Linked DNA regions of Homo sapiens: region 2 is linked to region 1. A link is an interaction called in ENCODE POLR2A ChIA-PET data of the cell type or tissue named here. Cell type or tissue: HepG2. All regions are shown on one strand.

Region 1 (8,000 bases):
TACACCCAGCTCTAACCCACACCCAGCTCTAACCCACACCCAGCTCTAACCCACACCCAGCTCTAACCCACACCCAGCTCTAACTCACACCCAGCTCTAACCCACACCCAGCTCTAACTCACACCCAGCTCTAACCCACACCCAGCTCTAACTCACACCCAGCTCTAACTCATGGCCAGAAAGACACAGTGGTTAGGAGCTCAGGCTCTTGAGGCAGGTTGCTTGGGTTCAAATCTCAGCTCACTAGCTGTGTGACCTTGAGCAAAACATTTAATCTCTCTCTACTTCAGTCTTTTTTTTTTTTTTTTTTTTTTTTTTTAGACAGGGTCTCATTCTGTTGCCCAGGCTGGAATGCAGTGGCATGATCACAGCTCACTGCAGCCTTGCCCTCCTGAGCTCAGGTGATCCTCCCACTTTAGCCTCCTAAATAGCTGGAACTGTAGGCACATGCCACCATGCCTGGCTAATTTTTGTATTTTTGGTAGAGACAGGAGTTTTGTCATGTTGCCCAGGCTGATCTTGAACTCCTGGGCTCAAGCGATCCTCCCGCCTCAGCCTCCCAAAGTGCTGGGATTACAAGTGTGAGCCACTGCACCTGGCCTTCTTCAGTCTCTTTTTCTTTTCTTTTTTTTTTTTTTGAGACAGAGTCTTGCTCTGTCGCCCAGGCTGGAGTGCAGTGGCGCGATCTCGGCTCACTGCAAGCTCTGCCTCCCGGGTTCACGCCGTTCTCCTGCCTCAGCCTCCCGAGTAGCTGGGACTACAGGAGCCTGCCACCACACCCGGCTAATTTTTTTTGTATTTTTAGTAGAGACGGGGTTTCACCGTGTTAGCCAGGATGGTCTCGATCTCCTGACCTCGTGATCCGCCCGCCTCGGCCTCCCAAAGTGCTGGGATTACAGGCGTGAGCCACTGCGCCCGGTCTTCAGTCTCTTTATCTGCATTATAGTAACGATAATGATAGCATTGATCTCATAAGACATTGGTTTTTTTTTTTTTGTTTGTTTTTTTTTTTTGAGATGGAGTCTCGCTCTGTCACCCAGGCTGGAGGGCAGTGGCGCAATCTCAGCTCACTGCAACCTCCGCCTCCCAGGTTCACGCCATTCTCCTGCCTCAGCTTCCTGAGTAGCTGGGACTATAGGTGCCTGCCACCACACCCGGCTAATTTTTTATATTTTTAGTAGAGATGGGGTTTCACTGTGTTAGCCAGGAGGGTCTCAATCTCCTGACTTCGTGATCCACCTGCCTCGGCCTCCCAAAGTGCTGGGATTACAGGCGTGAGCCACTGCGCCCGGCCTCATAAGACTTCGTAATGAGTAAGTGAGAAAGTGCCTTGTGTGCAGTAAGCCCTAACAAAACCAAGACTTGAGCCAGCTCTTGTATTCAAGGTGAATGTAACACCTCGCATACACTCAGTTTGGTCATCCTCATAGCCGCCCATGGCTGGATCTGCCACAGTGACTTTGGGTTTGTCAGGACTTGAATCTCTGGACTGCCATTCCCTGACCGCTCACCCTATTTCTGGCCTAGAAGTAAAGGAAAACCAAGCTGCAGAAAGTTGTCCAGTGACACTGAATAGTGGGCAAAGCCCAGGCTCTGGAGTCCAGCCCAACCTGGGTTGGAATCTGAGCTTTGCAGCTTCCTGGCTGAGTTCCTTTTCCTCTCCATATTCCAGTTTCCTGCTAAGAACAACAACGTCTATCTTACAGAGCTGATTTGAGAATTAGAGGAGATAACATATGCAAAGCACTCGGGATGGGGCCAGGTCCAGAGGAGATGCTTGGGGGACAGTGACTCCCTTCCTCACTCTCCTGCTGCCATTCTGCCCCCTCCCCACTCTGGCACTGCCCACCAAGTTCAAAAGCGGCTGCTGCAGCTGTCGTTTCTGAAAATACACCCCTGGTTGCTTTTGTCTTTCCATCCAAGTCTTCCCCAAACCTTTAAACATCCCCAAATCAAGGGTTTCAAAAGACAAAAAGCCCAAGCTGACTTATCCAGACCACTCTGTTGGCAAATGTCCCAGAGGATCTTGCTCTGCCAGTCACCAAGTTTGACCTTCAGCTCCCTCAGTCAAATTCACTCACATTTGACAAGATCAATGAGAAAAATAGGCAGCGATGATCAAAAGGGCCGACCAAGGCTCTTGGGGCAACTATCCCAGCGGGATTTCATGCCATACAAAAGTGCATGCAGGGGGTGTTCCATAAAAGCTCCTCCACTCGCAGGCATCCCTCATGCCTAGAGACACCAAAAAATGGTTCCCATGACAACACTGCTGCAAATGTTATATATAAATGTGTGTGTGTGCTCCTGTGTGTACATGGTCACACAGAGATGCATGGAAATAAACTCTTGGCACAATTTTTTCCTGTTCCAAACATGAAATAACCTACAAGGATTGATTGCTGGAGAAAAGACGATAAAGGCTTTGAACAAATACACTTCCAAAGGCCTGGCTTCCGTTGATTACACCTGTTTTGATGTGGGTCGGTTTTGTTTCCTGTACCTGGACTAGTAGATACTCAGTTTATAATTGTTGAAGGAATGGGTAATTGATGGGTAAGTAGAAGACTGGGAGGGAGAAAGAGAGGAAGAGAAGCAGCCTGAATGTCAGAGCTGGAGGGGCTCCTATGAGTATCCAGTCTAATCTAACCTGTTCTTTTTCTTTTTCTTTTTCTTTTTTTAAACGGAGTCTCGGTCTGTCATCAGGCTGGAGTGCAATGGCACAATCTCGGCTCCCTGCAACCTCCGCCTCTCGGGTTGAAGTGATTCTCCTGCCTCAGCCTCCCGAGTAGCTGGGACTACAAGCGCGCGCCACCATGCCCAGCTAATTTTTGTATTTTTAGTAGAGACGGGGTTTCACCATGTTGGCCAGGATGGTCTCTATATCTTGACCTTGTGATCCACCCACCTCGGCCTCCCAAAGTGCTGGGATTACAGGTGTTAGCCACCAAGCCCAGCCCTTTTTCTTTCTTTCTTTTTTTTAGAAATTTTTTATTTCCATACGTTTTTAGGAAACAGGTGGTATTTGGTTATATGAGTAAGTTCTTTAGTGGTGACTTGTGAGATTTGGGTACACCCATCGCCCAAGAAGTATACACTGAACCCAATTTGTGGTCTTTTATCCCTCACTCCCTTCCCATCCTTTCCCCTTGAGTCCCCAAAGTCCATTGTGTCATTCTTATGCCTTTGCATCCTCGTAGCCTAATTCCCACTTATGAGTGAGAACATACGATGTTCGGTTTTCCATTCCTGAGTTACTTCACTTAGAATAATGGTCTCCAATCCTATCCAGGTTGCTGTGAATGCCATTAATTCTTTCCTTTTTTATGGCTGAGTAGTATTCTATTGTGTGTGTGTGTGTGTGTGTGTGTGTGTGTGTGTGTGTGTGTGTGGTGTGTGTGTATTTCTTTATCCACTCATTGATTGATGGTAACCCCTTATTTTTCTGTTGGAGAAACTGGGGCTCAGAAAAGGGAAGGAATCTTGTTAAAAGCTACAAAAGAAATTGCCAGCAGAACTCCAGTCCCAGAAATCCATTAAGTAAGCACTTAATAAGTGAGTTAAATTTCTTAAATTTCTATGTGAATAATAAACATATATTGAACAATTATTACGTGCCAGCAACTGTGCTAAGTACTTCATAGACATTATCTCATTTACAATTTAAAAATATGCAAAAGATGTGTTAGAATTCCCATTTAACAAAAAGGGAAACTGCAGCTCTGAAGGCTGGGCGTGGTGGCTCATACCTGTAATCCCAGCACTTTGGGAGGCTGAGGAGAGGAGAATCACTTGAGCCTAGGAATTCAAGACCAGCCTGGGCAAAATGGTGAAACCCTGTCTCTACCAAAAATACAAAAATTAGCTGGGCTTGGTAGCATGTGCCTGTAGTCCCAACTACTTGGGAGGCTACGGTGGGAGGATCGCTTGACCCCAGGAGGCAGAGGTTGCAGTGAGCTGAGATCACGCCACTGTACTCCAGCCTGGGTGACAGAGTGAGATGGTCTTTAAAAGAAAAAAAAAAAGAAAAAACGAAGTCACTTGATGAAGTTTATAGAACTAGTTTATAGTTGGGGTGGGGTTTAAACCCAGGTCACTCAAACACCAGATTCTGAACACATTACTCAGTCTCCTTCTGAACTTAGGGCCAAGGGCGTGGGGCAGGGATTATCAGCTCCATTCTTGCAGATATCAGGAGCTGAGAAATGTGAAGTAACTTGCCCAAGTCAGGAAACTGAGGGGCAAGAACTAGAACTCACATTTTCAGGCACCCAGTCCAGAATTCCTTCAGCTTACTCACTGCCTTCTAACCAACATCTAAAAAACAGAAAGACTGGCTCCTGTCAGCCCGAGTCAGCCATCTCACTGGGCAAGGAGAGGGTACGCCCTTCAGCTGTCTGCATCCCAGGATTCGGTCTCCAGGAGGTGGACCCGGGGCCTATTCCAAGCGTCTCTTTGGGTTTTTCTGCCCTCTGGTGGTAAATCTTGAAACTAGCAAGAAACAGCTTGCCTGAACTTCCCAGCACGCTTCCTCTGTAGAACAAAGTTTTTGCCTTAGTGCTCTGGGAAAAAAAATGGAAATGGTACAAGAGGTTGAGGCAGCCAAGCATGGTGGCTCACACTGTAATTCCAGCACGTTGGGAGGCCAAGGTGGGAGGATTGCCTAAACCCAGGACTTCAAAACCAGACTGGTCAACATGGTGAGACCCTCATCTCTATAACAACTAAAAAATTAGCCAGGCGGTCCCAGCTACTCAGGAGGCTGAGGCAGGAGGATTGCTTGAGCCCAGAAGGTTGAGGCTGTAGTGAGCCGTGATTGCAACACTGTTCTCCAGCCTGGGTGACAGAGCGAGACCTTGTCTCAAAAAAATAATACATAAATAGGTTGGGTGTAGTAGCTCACTCCTGTAATCCCAGCACTTCGGAGGCCAAGGCGGGCAGATCACCTGAGGTCAAGACTTTGAGACCAGCCTGGCCAATATGGTGAAACCCCGTCTCTACTAAAAGTACAAAAGTTAGCTGGGCATGGTGGCAGGCGCCTGTAATCCCAGCTACTGGAGAGGCTGAGGTAGGAGAATTGCTTGAACCCTGGAGGTGGAGGGTGCAGTGAGCTGAGATGCCACTGCACTCCAGCCTGGGTGACAGAGTAAGATTCTGTCTTGAAAAAAATAAAAATAAATAAATAAATAAATAAAAGAGTTGGCTGGGTATGGTGACTCATGCCTGTAATTCTAACTCGGAGGCTGAGGCAGGTGGATCACCTGAGGTCAGGAGTTCGAGACCAGTCTGACCAACATGGTGAAACCCCGACTCTAATTTAAAAGAAAAAAAAATATATATATATACACATAAAAATTAGCTGGGCATGGTGGTGGACACCTGTAATCCCAGCTACTCAGGAGGCTGAGGCAGGAGAATCGCTTGAATCCAGGAGGCGGACGTTGCAGTGAGCTGAGATGGCGCCATTGCACTCCAGCCTGGGCTACAAGAGCGAAACTCCATCTAAATAAATAAATAAATAAATAAATAAAAATACAAAAGTAAAATAAAAAAGGGTTGAGGTTCAGTCTCCCTGCTGCCCTGGATGTGCCATGCTCCCCTTTTTTCTCTGCTTCCTGACTGTTCTCCCCATTTCCACTCTGGCTCTCCTCCGATCCATTCTCTGTGCAGCCTGCTGAACAGCTTTTCAAAGACCCAAACTAATCATGTGACTCGCTCCCTGCCTATACTCCCCAGTAGCTTCCCATTGCTCTCAGGATAAAGTCCAGTCGTCCTCTTATGACCCGTAGGATGCAGCGAATGGCCCCTGCCTCTCTCTCTCTCCATCCCCCCTCTCTCCATCATCTTCAGCTGCACTGGGCCTTCTTCCAGTTGCTTGCATATGTCCAAGCCTCTTCCTAATTCGGCGTTACAAATGCTGTTCCCTTTGCCTGGCACACCTAGAAAATTCCTACTTGTTCTTCAAGTCTCAGTTTAAAGGTACTTCCCTAGAGATACACTTTTTTTTTCTTTTTCTTTTTTTTTTTTTTTTTTTTTGAGATGGAGCCTCACTCAGTCCCCCAGGCTGAAGTGCGGTGGCACGATCTTGGCTCACTGCAACCTCTGCCTCCCAAGTTCAAGCAATTCTCCTGCCTCAGCCTCCCGAGTAGCTGGGATTACAGTCCCCCACTACCACGCCTGGCTAATTTTTGTATTTTTAGTAGAGACGGGGTTTCACCATCTTGGCCAGGCTGGTCTTGAACTCCTGACCTCGTGGTCCACCTGCCTTGGCCTCCCAAAGTGCTGGGATTACAGGTGTGAGGCACCATGCCTGGCTGAGATACACTTTTTTTTTTTTTAATTTTTGAGATAGGTTCTCACTCTTCACCCAGGCTGGGGTGCAATGGTGTGATCATGGCTCATTGCAGCCTCAACCTCTCAGGCTTAAGTGATTCTCCCACTTCAGCCTTCTGTGTAGCTGGGATCATAGGTGCATGCCACTATTCCTGGCTAATATTTTAAAAAGATTTTGTAGAGACGGGGGTCTCCCTATGTTGTACTGGCTGGTCTTGAACCCCTGGCCTCAAGTGGTTCTCCTACCTTGACTTCCCAAAGTATTGGGATTACAGGTATGAGCCACTACAACTGGCAGAGATACTTTTTTTTTTTTGAGACGGAGTCTCCCTCTGTCACCAGCCTGGAGTGCAGTGGTGCAATCTTGGCCCACTGCAACCTCCGCTTCCTGGGTTCAAGCAATTCTCCTGCCTCAGTCTCCCGAGTAGCTGGGACTACAGACGCATGCCACCATGCCCAGCTAATTTTTTTGTATTTTTAGTAGAGACGGGGTTTCACCATGTTGGCCAGGATGGTCTCGATCTCTTGACCTCGTGATCCACCCGCCTTGGCCTCCCAAAGTGCTGGGATTACAAGTGTGAGCCACCCCACCCAGTCCAGAAATACACTTTTATATTGCCCTGCACTTCCAGTTTTAGAGTATTCTTTGGAATTGTAGTTACTTGTCTGGTGACTGCCTTTTGCTTATTTTTAATTTTTTTATAGTGACGGGGCCTCACTATGCTGACCAAGCTGGTCTCAAATTCCTGGCTGTCCTTCTGCCTTGGCCTCCCAAAGTGTTGGGATTACAGGCGTGAGCCACCAGTTCCGGCCCAACCTTACTTCATAACTAACAAGAACCCTATCTCATTCCATGTTGTATTCCCAACACCTAGCACAATTCCTAGCACATGGTAGGTTCTGAATATTAGTTGAATGAATAAGTGAGTGAAGACAGCAAGCCAAAGAACTGGAAGCCGTTTGAGAATTCAGAAGTCGCTTGGGATCCTGCAATATCTCATCCGTGTAAGTCTCAGCTGCAGTTTATCCATTGCTTAAAGTCATATGCGTGGCTAATAATCAGGAACTAGTTACTTTCCTATTATATTAGCTCAAGGTATTATTCCTTAGGTAAAAATAGATTGTGTCTCACCACAGCACCACGGGAGTTTATTCCAGAACTTACTTTCCCTCATATCTCATAATGAACTGACTGTATCATCACCCAGAACAAGCCAGCGAATGACCATGGCAACCTTATTTTATGGTCTCCCACTATCTCACAACTAACTATACAGTCTTCACCACTGAAGTTAGAGAGGTGGCCACTTTGCATCTGTATTTCTGCACCATCAGATGCAGGTCTGGCAGCAGGAAGGGGCTGCTGCTGCAGGAATGCAGGGAGGTCTCAGCCTCAACAAGGCCCTTTCCCCTTGTAGAACACAAGTGTTAGGCTGCAGGGAAATGGCAGTGAACCTTCACCCCCAGGGCACATGTGAAGACCCACTGCAGCTGGGAGAAGAGGGAGGGATGGAAAACTATCCTCGACCCAGGATTGTATGCCAATACCATTACGAGGTTCCTACTTTTGGGAAAGGGGCAAGAAACTCTCACATAGGATCTGCCAAACGTACTAGGCAGAGTTTTGGTGCTGTGGAAAGGGGGAAGGAGCAAGATCACTGAGGAAG
Region 2 (8,000 bases), 180 kb before region 1:
TGCCACCACACCCTGCTAATTTTTCTATTTTTAGTAGAGACGGGGTTTCACCATATTGGCAAGGCTGGTCTCAAACTCCTGACCTTGTGATCTGCCCGCCTCGGCCTCCCAAAGTGCTGGGATTACAGACGTGAGCCACCCCACCCAGCTGAAAACTGTCTTCTTAAGTGCTACACAACCAATGCAAATAGAACTTTCTGGGATAATTATAAATGTTCCATATTTACTCTCTCTAAAATGGTAGCTATTAGCCACATGTGGCTACTGAACACTTGAAATGTGACTGATGAAACTGAAAAAATAAATGTTTATTTAAATGAATTTTATTCAATTTAAATTTTGTGGTAGAAAACATGTAACAAGGCCTGGCACGATGGCTCACACCTGTAATCCCAGCACTTTGGAAAGTTAAGGCAGGCGGATCACGAGGTCTAGGAGTTCGAGACCAGCCTGGCCAATATACAAAAATTAGCCAGGCATGGTGGCTTGCGCCCATAGTCCCTGCTACTCGGGAGGCTGAGGCAGAAGAATCAGTTGAACCCAGGAGGCGAAGGTTGCAGTAAGCTGAGATAGTGCCACTGCACTCCAGTCTGGGTGACAGAGCAAGACTCTGTCTCAAAAAAAAAAAAAAAAAAGAAAAAGAAAAAGAAAGAAAAAGAAAAGAAAAAAGAAAACATGTAACAAAATTTACTATCTTAACCACTAAGTATACAGTACTGTTAACTATATGCACATAGTACAACAGATGTCTAGAACTTTTTCTTCTTGCAAAAAACAAACTCTATAACCACTGATTTCCATTTAAATTGTATTTATATACATTTTAATCCTTAGAATGTAAATAGCCACATACATAGCCCATGGCTAACATACTGCACAACACAGGTATAGCAAACTGTTAATTCCCATGTTTTGCTTTTATGAGTTCTATATTTTATATCACTCTAAACTTCTGCAACTCTACTTTCATAGAAGTACAATAATATCCAACAAACAAGACCACAATATAAAACGCTGGAGACAGTGACAGAGACCTATCACTGAATTTCCTACACAGTCTTAAGCATAGCACTTGTTTTCCTCAGCTAATAAAGACTGAAGCTTTAAGCTACTGATTATCACAGTGTGGTCCACAGAGTCCTGGGCATCTCTGTAATGCTATTAAAGCAGGTGTGGGAGGTGAAATATTTTCGTAAAATAAATACTAAGATGTCACAGGCCTGTGCTGATATTTTCAACAATGATAGAAAAGCAAGGTGGATGTAGCTACTAGTAAATCTTAAATATATACTCAGGAAATCTGAGATTTCACTAAGTAAATCTTACATATACTTAGTGAAAACCAAGGCAATGATAGTCATTGTATTCTTCATCCCTAAGCCTTCACGACAAATTAAACTTTTTTTTAAAAAAAAAAAAAGGAAAGAAAAAAAAAAGCCAGTTCTTAAGAATGTCACTTCTTTATTTAACTTTTCAATTTTTCTTATTCTACAGGTAATTGACAAAAGAATGTCACTTCTGTAACAGAATGTATCACTTTTTAAGTTGAAATAATTATAGATTTACACGGAATTTGAGAAATAAAACAGAGCTCCCATATACTCTTCATCTAGTTTCCCTAATGGTAATATCTAACTACAGTACAGTACAACAGCCAGAAAAACCACATCGATACAATCCATCAACCTTATTCAGATTTCCTGAGTTTCACTACAGATGCATGCACATCTGTGTGTATATTTAGTTCTATGCAATTTTATCACATGTATAAATTCATATAACCACCATTACAGTCAAAATACAAAATATTCCTTGACAAGGATCTGTGGTATTACCCTACCCTACCTACCCTATTAATAGCCACAAATATCTTCCTTCTTGCCTCACTCCTCTCCCTTGACAACCACAAATTTATCCTCCATCTCTATAATTTGGTCATTTAAAGAATGTTATATAAATAAAACAGTAAACTAACAAAATTTAGCATGTCTTTTTAGTATACTGTATTGATCAAGTGAGAAGACATAAAACAGTTCAGAGGTAAATTAGTAGTACTAAGGAAAAGCACTTGTAACACCATTAGAGTTATAAACTGAACTAGCCACTTTTTCTTGCAATGCCATTTTACTTGAAAGAAGGATAAACTATGCTTATACACATGGGTATGTGGCAGACATTTTTATTAGTAGATACAATGCACATAGGATTGAGAAGCCCAAAGAGTTCTATTTAAGAGTATAAAGGGATCCTGAAGTATAAAAGTTTGAGAACACTGGCCTATATTGATATTAGAACTAAAAGTTTTCCTCCTTTACCTCTTGCTATTTAATTATTAAACATTTACATTATCCATCCTTAAGTTTTTGTCTTAAAAAAAAATCCAACATTCTCATTCCTAAGGGTTTCGGGACAGTCGTTTACTATTCCATATTTCCACAGGTATGGCACATTATTTTATTGTGACCCTAAAATGGTTTTCCATTCACATTGCTTAGAGGCACCTGCAACCTCATGAGAAATTTTTTCCCCAAGTCTGTATAATTAGTGCACATTTCAAATCCCACTGCAATAAAATGCTTGAAATAAGAGAAGTAGCAAAAATTCTATTGATGCATATCTGCTTCATAAAGCAGGACACTTTTTGCTTCAAAAACATGTGTATCTGCTTCAAAAACACAGGACATCACCAAGATAACAGACTACGATGATCCAGGTCCACATCACCCAATGAAAACACCAAGTGAACAACATACCGACCAAAGTACCTTTGTAAAAACTCAAGAAACCGGTAAGAACCTGGAGAACTGGAGAACAGAAGCCAATAGGATTCACAAAGAATAAACTTTTGTGACTGAACAAACAAGCTCCCTGTCCAGACCAACAAAAAGTAGGGAGGAAGATGGCGGATAGGAGACAGGATTAACGTGCAGCTCCCACTTGGATGGACAGAACAACATGTGGAGATTCACACCATGGACTTTTGTGCCAAGAACCACCATAGGAACATATCGGGAAAACAGAAAGAATCCACAGATCCTCTAAAAGAAGTGGCACGCCGCTGTAAATTCCACAAGACAGGTGAGAAACCGTGAGTTCCCCAAGTGTAAAAGCAGGAAAACCCGCCTCCGAACACACATTCCCACTGAAAAAACTGAAAATCCAGATTACAGGAGAAGGATTTAACCTTACCTAGAACTAAAGCAGATTTAGTGCGGAATATGAAAGTAGAAGCAGTAGCAAGAAGAGCTTTGTAAGCACTCACATTCTCCAGCTAGAGTCCAGGGAAGCTATCCCTGACTATATCTCAGAGGGGCCCTCAGGGAAGGAAGCCGGCAGAATCTGGGAGGGATCACAGTGTGAAAGAAGCTGCCAACTCAACTGTGTAATAATTTCAACCAGACGCAAACTCTCTCAAGCAGTTAAGAATCTGCGGCAGCCAACTAAATGCCCCATCGAGAAAAAGCCACACTCAAAACAATATAGGAAATTTTTTAAAATATTAAAATAAAGAACAATAATTTGTAAGGCAGCCACAGAAAAAATTTTTTTAATGTATATATGTATGTATATTTAGAGGTTGCCCTTGCTCCAATCCCTCCTCATTGAGGCCAAGTTGGGAGGAATCCACCTAATTCTAAGATGCTCCATCATGACAGAAGGAAAAGAGTGGAACTTGTTTGCATCGTTCTGGCTTGTCTGGGGGTGCTGCTCATGGGACTGATTACTGTTTCACCTGATGCAAAGTTCGGATGGGAAGAGTGGCTTAGTTGAGAGCTACAGGGATGTCACCGATCTGCCAGTGCTAGAGGGACAAAAGACAAAGGGCAGAGGAACACAACAGAACATCTAACATGCCACTCTTAGATCAAGGCAGCTAAAAGCACTGATACATCCCAGGAATCTGGGGAAAAGTGTTCACATAGGCCCAGTGAATATACAAACACAGAAAAGGTCAACAAGACCTTAAGCCTTCACACCAGGCTGATACTCCTGATGTTACCCATCATGGAATCAGTCCACAAAGATTAGAACAGCTGGCTATTTAAGTGCTCGACTTTGAACAAATATCATAAAGTATAGAAATAGGCTGGGCACAGTAGCTCATGCCTGTAATCCCAGCACTTTGGGAGGCTGAGGTGGGTGGATCACCTGAGATCAGGAGTTCGAGACCAGCCTGGCCTACATGGTGAAACTCCGTCTCTACTACAAATATAAAAATTAGCTGGGCATGGTGGTGGGTGCCTATAATCCCAGCTACTTGGGAGCTGAGGCAAGAGAATTGCTTGAACCTGGGAGGTGGAGGCTGCAGTGAGCCGAGATCATGCCACTGCACTCCAGCCTGGGTGACAAAGCGAGACTCCATCTCAAAACAAAACAAGTTGTTGTTGTTCTGAAAGAATTATCACCGGTGGAGGCGCTGGCATAATTCAGCTGTTTTCAAGGATGTTGTGATTGTGGTTGTCTGGCCCAGTTCAAAAGTTAAAGACAAGTTCCTGGGGTATTTGGTTTTTATTTCTTTTTAACTCTTATTTTAGGTTCAGGAGTGCATGTGCAGCTTTGTTAAACAGGTAAATTGTGTGTCACAGGGGTTGCGTGTGTACAGATATTTTGTCACTTGGGTAATAAGCACAGTATCTGGTAGGCAATTTTTTGATTCTCACCCTCCTCCCACCATCCATCGTCAAGTAGGCCCCAAGGTCTGTTGTTCCTTTCTTTGCATCCATGTGTACTCAGTGTTTAGCTCCCACTTGTAAGTGACAAGATGCAGTATTTCGTTTTCAGTTCCTGTGTTAGTTCAGTTAGGATAATGGCTTTCAGCTCCAGACAAACACCTTTTTTTTTTTTTTTTTGGTATGGAGTCCTATGCTGTCACCCTGGCTGGAGTGCAGTGGCACAATCTTGGCTCACTGCAACCTCTGTCCCCTGGGTTCAAGCAATTCTCCTGCCCAGCCTCCCTAGTAGCTGGGATAAGAGGCATGCACTACCACACCCGGCTAGTTTTAGTATTTTTAGTAGAGACGGGGTTTTTGCCATGTTGGCCAGGCTGGTCTTGAACTCCTGATCTCAAGTGATCTGCCTGCCTTGGCCTCCCAAAGTGCTGGGATTATAGGCGTGAGCCACCATGCCCAGCCTCTAGACAAAGACTTTTAAACTGTCCTAAATACACTCAATAAGCTAAAGAAAGGTGGTGGGGGGGAGGAGAGACCTAAATGAAATCAGAAAAAAGATACATAAATAGAGAATATTAACAAAGAGATAGAAATAGTTTAAAAAAAAAAGGAGGGGGGGAAGAAAAGAAACAAATTCTGGAGCTGAAAAAATAACTGAATTGAAAAATTCACTAGAAGAGTACAAAAGCAGTCTCTAATAACAGAACAAAGAATTAGTGAACTTAATGAAAAGTTATTTGAAATAATCCAGTCTGAGAAGCAAAAATTAAAAAGAATAAAGAAAAGGTAACAGAACCGAAGGGACTTATGAGACACCATCAAGCAAATCAATATTCACATTACAGAAGAAGAGAGAGGAAAAGGAACAGAAAGATTATTTCAAAAAAAATAATGGGGGAAAACTTCCCACATTTGAAGACATGGATATATGATAGCAAGATACTCAATGAACCCCACATAGGAAAAAAAACCAAAGAGACCCACATGGAAACACATATTCAAAATGTCAAAAGTAAAAGACAGGCTAGGTACAGTGGCTCATGCTTGTAATTGCACCACTTTGGAGGGATCAAGACAGGAGTTCAAGAACAGCCTGGGGAACACAGCAAGAACCTGTCTATACAAAAAACAAATTTTTAAGGTAAAAAACAATGGAAAAGAATTTCGAGAGCAGCAAGATCAAACTGAATCATGACAAGCAAGGGATCCTCAATAAGATTATCAGCAGAAACTTGCAGACCAGAAGGTAGTAGAATGACATTATTCAACATGCTGAAAGGAAAGAAAAAAAAAAAAAAAACCCTATCACATGAGAATTCTATATCCAGCAAAATTTTAATTCAAAAATGAGGGAAGAATTAAGACATTCCCAAATTTTAAATTAATGAAATTAATAAGCTGAGAAAGTTCATTACCATAAGACATGCCCTACAAGAAATGACCAAAGATTCTTCAAATTGAGAAGAAAGGGAACTAGACAGTAACTAAAAACCGTATGAAAATATAAAGTTCTCCAGCAAAGATAAATACATGGACAAATATATAAGCCTCTATTATTAAAATTTTGGTTCATAAGTCCAGTTTTTATTCTTTTACAGGATTTTAACAGACAAAAGCATAAAAATCTAAGGGCACACACTATATAAAGATGCGATTTGTGACATCAATAACAAAGTTGGAGAGGCCTGAGGTGAAAAGAAGTACGGTTTTTGTAACCAACTGATGTTAAATTATTATCACCTTAAAATACATATTTATAACTTCATGATTTTACATGAAATCCCTCTGATAATCATCCCAAACAAATTCTGTAGACTACACATAAAATGAAACAAAAAGAGAATCAAAATGTGTCACTACAAAAACTCAACTAAGCACAACAAAAGGCAGTAAGGGAGGAAATGAGGCAGACTCTTAAAAAAGATACTTGTGGCCAGGTGTGGTGGCTCATACCTGTAATCCCAACACTTTGAGAGGTGGAGGTGGAAGGATTACTTGAGCCCAGGAATTGGAGACCAACTTGGTCAACACTGTGAGACTCAACTCTACCAAAAATAAATAATTAGTTGGGTGTGGTGATGTACTCCTGTAGTCTCAGCTACTCCAGAGGCTGAAGGTCAAGGCTACAGTGAGCCATGATCGCGTCACTGCACTCCAGCATGGGTGACAGTATGAGACCCTGTCTTAAAAAAAAACAATAAAAGGACGGGCACGGTGGCTCATGCCTGTAATCCCAGCACTCTGGGAGCCCGAGATAGGTGGTCAAGAGTTCAAGACCTGAGGTCAGGAGTTCAAGACCAGCCTGACCAATACGGTGAAACTCCATCTCTACTAAAAAATATAAAAATTAGCTGGGCATGGTGGTGTGCACCTGTAGTCCTAGCTACTCGGGGGCCTGAGACAGGAGAATCATTTGAACCCAGGAGGCGGAGGTTGCAGTGAGCCGAGATCACGCCACTGCACTCCAGCCTGGTGACAGAGCGAGACTCTCATTTAAAAAACAAAACAAAACGAAACAAAACAATAAATATTTCCACACCCATGTTCATATCAGCATTATTCACAATAGCTAAAAAGGTAGGAGCAGCCCAAGTGTTCACTGACAGATGAATGGACAAGCAAAATGTGGCACATACATACAAAAAAATATTATTCATCCTTTAAAAAGAAGCGAGTTCTCACACATTACAACATGGATGAGCTTTGAGGACATTATTCTAAATGAAATAAGCCAGTCACAAGAAAACAAATACTGTTTGATTCCACTTCTATGAGGTACCGACACCATGGCAAATCACAGAGAAAGAAAATAAAATTGTGGTTGGCAAGGGATGGGGAGAGGAGATAATGGGGAGTTAGAAGTTTAGTGTCCTTGGCCGGGCGCAGTGGCTCACGCCTGTAATCCCAGCACTTTGGGAGGCCGAGGTGGGTGGATCACGAGGTCAAGAGATCGAGACCATCCTGGCCAACATGGCAAAACTCCGTCTCTACTAAAAATGCAAAAAATTAGCTGGGCGTGGTGGCGGGCACCTGTAGTTCCAGCTACTCGGGAGGCTGAGGCAGGAGAATGGCGTGAACCCAGGAGGTGGAGCTTGCAGTGAGCCAAGATCGTGCCACTGCACTCCAGCCTGGATGACAGAGCAAGACTCCGTCTCAAAAAAAAAAAAAAAAAAAAAAAAAAAGAAGTTTAGTGTCCTTAATCCAAATGCTCCAAAATCTGTAAATTTGTGAGAGTTGGCATGAAACAAAAAAATTTAAAAAGCTCATTGGAGCACTTGAGATTTTCAGACTAGGAATGCTGAACCTGTAAATAATGTAATTCTCCAAAAT

Evidence for each region. ChIA-PET counts read pairs that join two places held together with the same protein. Peaks named below come from ENCODE experiments on the same cell type or tissue, not always from the same donor. Only the 100,000 strongest peaks of a DNase experiment are listed, where the experiment ranks them.
Region 2: POLR2A ChIA-PET joins it to region 1 with 6 read pairs; 6 of 35 experiments call an interaction of 5 or more read pairs at or near these places.

What each region holds. Positions count from the first base shown.
Region 1 is chr1:21,190,884-21,198,883 of GRCh38, forward strand. No RefSeq gene overlaps it. Among named protein-coding and RNA genes, the nearest start is that of EIF4G3, 18 kb to the left of the region's middle. In HepG2, a CTCF peak has its summit at 4,473 (motif pointing left); DNase peaks (open chromatin) are centred at 2,078 and 4,458; H3K27me3 peaks cover 382 bases.
Region 2 is chr1:21,009,803-21,017,802 of GRCh38, forward strand. All of the region lies in intron 4 of EIF4G3 (eukaryotic translation initiation factor 4 gamma 3), which reads right to left. Among named protein-coding and RNA genes, the nearest start is that of MIR1256, 25 kb to the left of the region's middle. In HepG2, no CTCF peak of the experiment used is centred here; a DNase peak (open chromatin) is centred at 3,909.